2 separate regions of the Homo sapiens genome follow, and region 1 is linked to region 2. The links are chromatin contacts, found by Hi-C or POLR2A ChIA-PET in ENCODE. All regions are on one chromosome and are shown on one strand. Each heading gives the region's core, a stretch centred on a gene start or an enhancer-like site at or near the end of the contact. The rest is flanking DNA. Distances are from core to core; before and after follow the strand shown. Region 1 overlaps WNT3A (Wnt family member 3A). Region 2 holds the start of MRPL55 (mitochondrial ribosomal protein L55).

Region 1 (4,354 bases), core at 1,260-3,759, 49 kb after region 2:
TCTCTTGCTCCGTGGGTGCTGTGAGGCTTCACTATGCCAGCACTGTGAGGAGGCCCTGGGCAGTGAGTGGGGTGGAAAGACCTGACCTGGGGTGGGGAGGAGCAGGGCTCTGGTGGGGGCCGGGCTGGATCTGTAGCCTTAGGGAGGTGGATGAGGCACAGGACCAGGGGGACCTAGGAAGTGGATAGTGAGGGGCAGGTGGGGGGTTTGGGAAGGCCAGGCTTCTAGTGGACCCGTCACAAAGGTCAGGAGCAAGGGCTCTAGCTTGAAAATGGTGCCCAGAGAGGGTGGCCAGGCCCAGTGTGGCCTAGAGAGGGTGTCCTGCTGGGCAGCCGTGAGGGCACCTTGGGGTGAGGGTGTGGGGAGGGAGGTCAGCAGTCCCTCAGGCCCCTCTGCCCAGCCTTAGCTGCATGCCCTGGGCCTGTGCCCTCAGGGTCCAGGACAGCAGGTGCGTGGCAGGGTCAGGGGACACTGTTCCTGGAGGGGTTATGCTCCTGCCTGGGGCTGGCCCTTCTCTGGCTCTTGAGGCCTGGGGATTGTGTTCCCATGACCTCCATGCCTAGGACGCTGGTGCACCCACCCCACTCCTGGGGCTGCCTTGACCCCCCTTCCTACCATGGGGCACACTGGGGGATGGCCAGCCATTCCTGTTCTATGAAGGCCTGGCTCCCCGCCGGCGTGCACATGGCTTGAGTATGGTGGCTGTGTTGGGCCCGGCCTGCAGGCAGGTACACTGGCTGCTCCTGGCTGCCCCATCTCCATAGCTTCTTCCCTTGGCATTCACTGCCCTGAAGGTCTGGCTGAGCATCCAGTCAGGGCCCAGAGATGGGCATGGGGACTGGACAGGCATGGGAGGGCAGAGAGTGGAGCAGAGATCCTTGGTGGGGCTGGGACGGGGAAGGCATGGCCTTGAGACAGCCCTTGGGCTCCTGCTGCCTGTTTCCAGAGGCACACCCAGCACCCCTAGTAAGGCCTCATGAGGGCTCCTGTCGGCAGGATGGCTCACCTGTTCCAGGGGCTCTCCCTGCCTTCCTTGGCTGGGGAAAGGAGATGGGGGCTCGCACAGGGGGCACCCCTGTGCACAGCCCCACGAGGTGAGGATCCCAGAGGAACTCCTGATGGCCAGTCCCATCCCAAGGTCCTGCTGGGATCCAGCTGATCCTATACCACCAGGCCACTGTCCCCAAACCTAGAGAGGGGGCACATCCATAGCTGGTGCTAAGGTATCAGCTGAGTGAGTACAGGCTCTGCGGGAGGGGAGGTGGTGGGCGTCTTGCTGCTCTACTGACTTGTTGGGGGCTCGGCCAACCCCCTTACCTTAGGGCTGCCTACCTGGGGCCTCCAGGTGCCTGCTGCTCTCTCCCTGTCAGAGGCTCTACTCTGCTCCAGGCCTTGGTGCCAGTGGCCGTTCCCTCATTTCCTCAGCTTGGCTATCCTTATTCCTTCCCCATGGAATTCCAGCTCTGGAGGTCCCCTGCCCATCACGGCCCTGGGGCATCCCCCTGCCCCCGGACCCAGGCCCTGAGCCCCTGAGTGGGCATCTTCTCTACTCTTTCAACACCGTGCTGACCCACCACCAAACATCCAGCCCAGACCACAGCCTTGATGGCTTGTTTCTCTTTTTTCACTTTTCCCATTGTTTGAAACCCACAAGCTATGACTAAAACAATTTCTTTCATAGAAAGAAAAGGGAAAAAAAACACAACACATCTATTCGTCTAACTCCGTTGGACAGTGGATATAGCAGCATCAGATATAACATTAAAACCAAAAACGCAGAATTTGAGGCAGAGGATGGCGGTGTGCCCTCTTTTGGGCTCTTGGGGCGCCCCGCCTGGCCGCTTCTTCTCCCCGCACCTTGAGGGTGGGAGCCGGTTCACAGTGGCAGAGGCTGAGGGGCGCTGGCCATGAGGCAACCAGGGATATGGGCCGGGTGGGTTCAGCGGCCTCCCCATTCATTCCCGGGCCAGGCGGATGAGTCAGGAGGGGCCGGGCCATTGGCTCCAGGAAAGCGGACCATTTCTCCAGTCCCGCCATGAGGGGCCAGGAAGGGGGCCGGCCCATCTCAGGGCTGTGGGACCTTCGCGAGCAGCACAGTCGGGGGGTTGATGCCCCCCAAACCTCCCGAACGCCCCCAAATGAGACCAGCAGCTCTGGGCAGCCTGGGGGGCTGGACCTCTCTTCCTACCTTTCCCTTAAGGGGCTGTGGACAGGCGGAGGAAAGGGAGGGACGGGACGAGAGGCTTCTATCTCTCCTGTAGCTGGATGGAGTGCAGGTGGGGAGACCCGAGGGCAGGGAGGAGGGGCTGGGCAGCTGCAAAGAAGGGGGCGCAGCTGAGCAGAGCAGAGACGGGCGGGGCCTGGGGCGCAGCAGGCCAGTTCCCTGGCAGGAGTACCTGACGGTGTGGGAGCCCGGGCAGGGCGGGCCTCTTTGGGAGGGCCTCGGTCGCTTGCCTCTGCGAAGTCCCTGTCCTCTCCCAGGACTAAGCTTGGTCTTGGGGTTGGGGGCTGGGAGGCCCTTCAGGCTTTCCCCAGGTAGGGCCCCTGGTCAGGTGGGTGGTCAAACCCCAGGCTGAGGAAGGGGTGGCACAGGCGTCGGCGCGCCTGGAGCATTCCAAAGCCAGGCGCTTGGAGAGGGGCCCTCGGATCCCAGGGGCACGGGTTGGGGACCCGACTCGCTTCATGGAACCTTCCCAGCTCGACGCAGGGGTGGATGGAACCTTACAGGGGGTTGGGGATGAGGTGGCTGGTGGGCTGAATTTCCTGCTCTGGAGCCGGGATTCCTGCAGAAGCCACGCCTTAATCAGGAGGGCGGTTCCCAGGGAAGAGTCCCACCCGCGGAGAGAAGCCCCGCCCCATTGGAGCCTGGTCCCAGAGAAGCCCCACCCACAGGAAGGAGCCTATGCAGGCCACGCCCACCCAGAGCCACAGCCCCCGTGGAAGGGGCCTTGCCCTGGTCAGGAGAAGCTCTGCCCCATCCAGGAAGAAGCCTCATCCACCATAAAACCCCACTCCTAAGGAGGCGCTCCGCCCTCAGGGAGCAGCCTACCCCAGAGCCGTGCCCCATCCTAGAGCCCCGCCTCCTTCAGGAGGAGCCCCGCCTGCAGGTAGAAGCCTACCTAGTGCCCCGCCCACCCAGAGCCACGCCCTTACTGGGAGGGGCCTCGCCCCCGCAGGAGAAGCCCTGTCCCACCCAAGAGAAGCCCCGCCCAATCTGTAGCCCCGCCTCTGTCCAGGGGAGCCCCGTCCCCAGGGAGAAGCCAACGCAGAGCCCCTCCCCATCCTGGAGCTCCGCCTCATTCAGGAGCAGCCCAGCCACCAGAGAGGAGACACTAGCTCCAGGGAGGAGCCCTGCCTTCAGGTAGGAGTTCTGCCCCCAGGTAGGAGCCCCACCCCCAGGGAGGAGTCCCGCCCCCAGGGAGGAGTACTGCCCCGTTTAGGTGGGAGTCCTGCTCCACCCAGGGAAAAGCCCACCCTCAGGCAGGGCCCGCCCCGTCCAGGGGGAGCCGCGGCCGGTGCCTACTTGCAGGTGTGCACGTCGTAGACGCGCGTGCACTCCTGGCAGCTGACGTAGCAGCACCAGTGGAACACGCAGCGGCACTTCTCCCGGCGCCGCTCCGCTCGCGCGTTGTGGCCGCGGCCGCAGCACAGCAGGTCGCAGCCGTCGATGCCGTGCGAGCTGACGTTGCAGGTGCGGTCGCGCGTGCCGAAGGAGCCCGTCTCAGGGTTGGGCTCGCAGAAGTTGGGCGAGGCCTCGTAGTAGACCAGGTCGCGCTCCGTGGGCACCTTGAAGTAGGTGTAGCGCGGCCGCAGGGTCTCCACCCAGCCGCGGGACTCCCGGTGCTTCTCCACCACCATCTCCGAGGCGCTGTCGTACTTGTCCTTGAGGAAGTCACCGATGGCGCGGAAGTCGGGTTGCGACCACCAGCATGTCTTCACCTCGCAGCTGCCCGACAGCCCGTGGCACTTGCACTTGAGGTGCATGTGGCTGGCGATGGCCTGCGGGGCACGCGCAGGAGCCAGCGTCAGGGCGGCCCCCTGGTGCGTCTCCCCGAGGAAACAGCATTACATGTCGCCTGCAGCCTACCTGCTCCATAAAGCCCCCGGGCAGAGGGGGCAGACTCCCAGGCAGGGCCCCAGGGCCACCCCCTTCCTATGGTGCAGATACTGGTGCCTGCTCCCTTGCCAGACCCAAGCCTTCCCAGGTCAGGGCTTGGGGGGCTCCCCTCTTCCCGTCTCCTAGCTGAGTACTTCTACACTGTCTAGGGTGGAGCGAATGAAGGACAGAGCTGCAGCGTGGGATGCCATACACGAAGAGCCACAGCAGTCAGAGTGCAGGGATGCAGGGGGATAG
Region 2 (4,235 bases), core at 1,666-4,165:
TTCTGGGGGCTGCGTGATTCGTGAATCATTCATTGCTCAATTAAACTTTAAATTTAATTCGGCTGAAGTTTTTATCAAGTGTAAACCAAAAATAAAAAATAAATTTATAAGGCTCCCCAGCCATCTAAATGGACTTCCTCCTCGGCCAGGGAACTCTTAAAAAAAATTTTTTTTTTTTGACGGAGTCTTGCTCTGTCACCCAGGCTGGAGTGCAGTGGTGCGATCTCTGCTCACTGCAACCTCTGCCTCCCAGGTTCAAGTGATTCTCCTGCCTCAGCCTCCTGAGTAGCTGGGATTACAGGTGCGCACCACCATGCCTGGCTAATTTTTGTATATTTTTTAGTGGAGACCGGGTTTCACCATGTTGGCCAGGCTGGTCTCGAACTCCTGACCTGAAGTGATTCGCCCACCTCTGCCTCCCAAAGTGTTGGGATTACAGGTGTCAGCCACTGTGCCTGGCCTGGAACTCTTAAAATTTAACCTCAAAGACTGGTTCAGGCCATAAGAAGTGGGGGTCAGACATGCCTCATTATACCTCTCTGGCATTAACATCAACATAGACTTTAAGTCCGATAAACATTTTACAACCTATTCTCTCTGAAGCCTAATACCTGAAGGCTTCATCTGCAAATAAGAACTTTGGTCTCCACAATCATATATATATATATTTTTTTTTCTTTCCTTTTTTTTTTTTTTTAGATGGAGTCTCACTCTATTGCCTAAGCTGGAGTGCAGTGGCGCAATCTCGGCTCACTTCAACCTCCGCCTCCTGGGCTGAAGTGATTCTTCTGCCTCAGCCTCCTGAGTAACTGGGATTACAGGCACACACCACCACGCCCAGCTAATTTTTGTATTTTTAGTAGAGAGGAGGTTTCACCATGTTGGTCAGGCTGGTCTCGAACTCCTGACCTCGTGATCCGCCTGCCTTAGCCTCCCAAAGTGCTGGGATTACAGGTGTGAGCCACTGCACCCCACCCACAATCTTTTATCTTAACCCAGACATTCCTTTCTGTTAATCCCAGGTCTTCAGGTAAATTCAACCAATTGTCAAACAGAAAATTTTTCAATCTACCTATAAGCTGGAAGCCAGCACCCTTGACCCCTGCTTCGAGTTGTCCTGCCTTTCTGAACCAAACCAATGTAGGTTTTAAATGTATTTGATTGATGTCTCATGCCTCCCTAAAATGTATAAAACCAAGCTGCACCCCAACCACCTTGGGAACATGTTCTCAGGACCTCTGTCCTGAGGGCTGTGTCACAGGCCATGGTTACTCATATTTGGCTCAGAATATATCTCTTAAAATATTTTACAAAGTTTGACTCTTTTCATCAACAGCAGCAAGCCACCAGCATTCCCAGTGAGGGAAGGGTAAAGGGAACTTTTTATCAGTGAAAAGGGAACTTTTATCAGCGAAAAGGGAGCGGTTCACAGAAGCTGCTTAGAAAGAGTTCATTGGTTCCAGGGGCCCAACGCCAAAGCTCAAAGTTGTCCTCAGTTCATTGGTGGCGCTGCCATTACTGGGCAAGTGTTTATTCCGAGCATCTTAACTGAATTACTGCAGTCCTAAAGATGGTCTAAATTTTGTCAAAGTAGGAGACCCGTGAATGACACAAAAGGGTTTCTTGTGGGGTTTTTAGAAAGTCCTTGCGAATAATTCTTATCTCAGACACTAAGCCTGAGCCTCCTGTTCTTCCCAGCCCTGTTTGTCTGGGCCTGACAAAGTGATTTCACTCCTTATTTGTAACTTTCACAAAACAAAGGCCCTGGTCTCATGAACTCATTGCACAAAGTGACCCTGGTTCGCTGAGGCAGATAGGCGATGCTATCTGCCTGCCCTGGTCCAAACATCTCATCTGGAATACTGCAGGCCAGTGGAAATGCCCGGAATAAGCTCTGTTTACAAGGTAATAGCGAGCCTCTCTGGCATTTCAGAAATGCGTGACAGCTGCTTCCTTAGGGCCCTCCCCACTCCATTTTGGTTACGTTGTGACATAAATTACTCCATTTTGCTGTGAACTACAGGGTCATTTCTCAGCCCCCGCCAACCCCGCGGATCCCCCCTCAGCCCCGCTGTATCAGCCTTTCGGATCCTCCTTCAGCCTCTCAGGTCCTCCTCAGCCCGCTGCGTGCCTCTTCAGCCCCCCTTGAACTTCCGTCATCCCCACAGATCCTCCCTCAGCCTCCCTAGATTCCCACCTCAGCGCCCATGGATCCTCCCTCACTGCCCCCTGGGACCTCCCTCAGTTCTGCAGATTCCCCCCTTAGCCTCCTGGGACCTCTCTCACCCCTTCTAGATCCTCTCTCAGCCCCGCAGATCCTTCCGCAGCTCCCCCTGGATCCTCCCTCAGCCCAGCTGGTGCCCACTCAGCCCCGCGGATCCTCCTTCCCTCAGCCCCCGCCCGGGTGCTCCCGCAGTCCCCCTGGGTCCTCCCTCAGCCCAGCTGATGCCCCTTCAGCTCCGAGGATCCTCCCTCAGCCCCCCTGCGTCTTCCCTCAGCCCCCTGCGTCCTCCCTCAGGACCCCTGGGTCCTCCCTCAGCCCTCCGGGACCTCTATCAGCTCTCCTGGATCCTCCCTCAGCCCTGCGGATCCTCCCTCAGCTCCCCACCCCGGGTCCTCCCTCAGCACTCCCCCACTCCGTCCTCCCTCAGACCCGCGGGTCCCCCTCGACCTCGCCGGCCCGCCCTGGTCCTCCCGGTAGGGACGGAGGTCACCTGCTCGCCGGCCCCGCCTGGGTTCTTGTACCGCCACAGCGCCCCCGCAGGCCCCGCCCACCTAGGCTTCGTCCCGCCCCCGAGATTACATCACGCCGCGCCGGCCCCGCCCAACAGGGGCGTATATCTTCGTGTCTCACCGCCCACTCTTGCCTCTCCCTGCCATGGAACACGTCATACCGCGCGACGCAGCGCCTGCCAGTGACGTCGTGGGCTGCAGCGCAGCAGCACCCAACGCAGTGAGTACCTTGATCTCCTGCGTGGCCTCGTCCCTGGTCTTAGTTCCACCGGGCAGCGGGAGTCAGGACCGCCTGTCCTCAGACCCCTCCGCAGCGACTGTGGCGGCCGCAGGTTGGCGCCTCGTGTGGGCCGGGAACAGAGGCGGGAGGCGCTGTACCCTCCCGGTGGAGTCGGGAGGGAGGGAGGCAGGGAAGGGGACAGGGGGCTGCACCTGTGATAAGCCCTTGTCCCCATGCAGTCTAGCAGGAAAGGAGAGGGAGCTTTCCCCGAAGACCCTCCTGGACCAGCCCCAGGCTCCTGTGCTGGTGAGGCCGAGGGAGAGGGATGTGGGCATAGGACACGTAGCAGGATTTCCATTTTAGAGGCAGCCGGACCTGTCTTCAGGTCCCTTCCTTGGTGAGAGACAGGGGTACGCCAGAGGAAGCTGGGCGCTCGGCCTCTGTGCAGCCTCATCTCCTGGAATCTGAGTATTGAAAACTGGGCTTTTACTTCGCACACCTCAGCACAGACTCCCATGGGAATCCAGGTCACAGCAAAGCAGCCCTGGGCCTCCATTCTCCTTTAAGCAAGCATGACAATCCTCACTTCACTGAGTTTTTATTAAAACTAGCAATGACCTTAGAAAGCAAGGCATGACCTCAGCTCCACTTTTGAGGCTGCAGTCCATTCAGAGAGGTTTCGCAGACTCGGTAACGGCCAGAACAGACAGCCTGGGCCCTGCCGCAGGCTGACTCAGAATCTTTGGGAGTAGTGACCAACTTCTGCTTTTGGAAAAACCTCTACAGGCGGTTCTGAGAAGTCCAAGGGTTGCTGGGAGAGGTTGGTGAGTGGCGTGGTGATTACATGTGTCTTGGAAGCATCCTGGGCTGGGATTTGATAAGAAACCATTAGGTGGAAGAACCTTCCTTTTAAAAAAGATCTCTTCATTCTCTGCCTAGCAGGTTGCACGCCAGGGCCTGTACTGACCACCTCCACGTGCCACTGGGGCTGTAAGGAGGAATGGCGGCCGTGGGCAGCCTGCTTGGGTAAGCATGGACTTTTAGGTCCCTGGGGATTACTGTCAGGGGCCACCCCAGGGAACCCCTCTCTTCAGCAGGAAACCGCCATTCTAATCCTCCCTAGTCCTTGCTATTGTCCACTGTCCCCTGTGCTGGAAGCTTTGTGCCCTTGCTCAGCCTGGCAGCCTCTTCCTGGCTAGGGGGCCAGAACGCCTCTGACCACAGCCTGTGGCTCCTGAGGAAGCCCCGAGGCTCATCCTGCCCCGGCACGGGTCACCAGCTC

The links. A loop is a pair of places that touch in the nucleus more often than their neighbours do. ChIA-PET counts read pairs that join two places held with the same protein, here RNA polymerase II (POLR2A). Pooled maps may share reads with other maps.
Region 1: a loop to region 2 is called in a map of naive thymus-derived CD4-positive, alpha-beta T cell, with 4 times the contacts of the local background. The contact joins the enhancer-like site here to the promoter of MRPL55 in region 2. A Hi-C loop is called at or near these places in 3 of 168 maps with a recorded cell type or tissue (CD4-positive, alpha-beta T cell and naive thymus-derived CD4-positive, alpha-beta T cell) and 13 of 50 pooled maps. POLR2A ChIA-PET finds 5 or more read pairs at or near these places in 4 of 52 experiments (B cell, WTC11, activated CD4-positive, alpha-beta T cell and 1 more).

The regions. Positions count from the first base shown.
Region 1 is chr1:228,058,631-228,062,984 of GRCh38, reverse strand. It overlaps WNT3A (Wnt family member 3A), which reads right to left. Exons shown (of 4, transcript NM_033131.4): 4 at 1,714-3,999. The coding sequence ends at 3,520. Among named protein-coding and RNA genes, the nearest start is that of LINC02809, 16 kb to the left of the region's middle. Within about 2 kb of position 2,509, at least 7 of the 41 ENCODE cell types and tissues checked have a DNase peak (open chromatin) inside an H3K27ac peak, as active enhancers do.
Region 2 is chr1:228,107,979-228,112,213 of GRCh38, reverse strand. It overlaps MRPL55 (mitochondrial ribosomal protein L55), which reads left to right and starts at 2,915. Exons shown (of 5, transcript NM_181463.3): 1 at 2,915-3,065; 2 at 3,193-3,259; 3 at 3,896-3,979. The coding sequence starts at 3,954. RefSeq lists a silencer at 2,470-2,559 and enhancers at 2,830-2,999, 3,268-3,981, 3,982-4,235.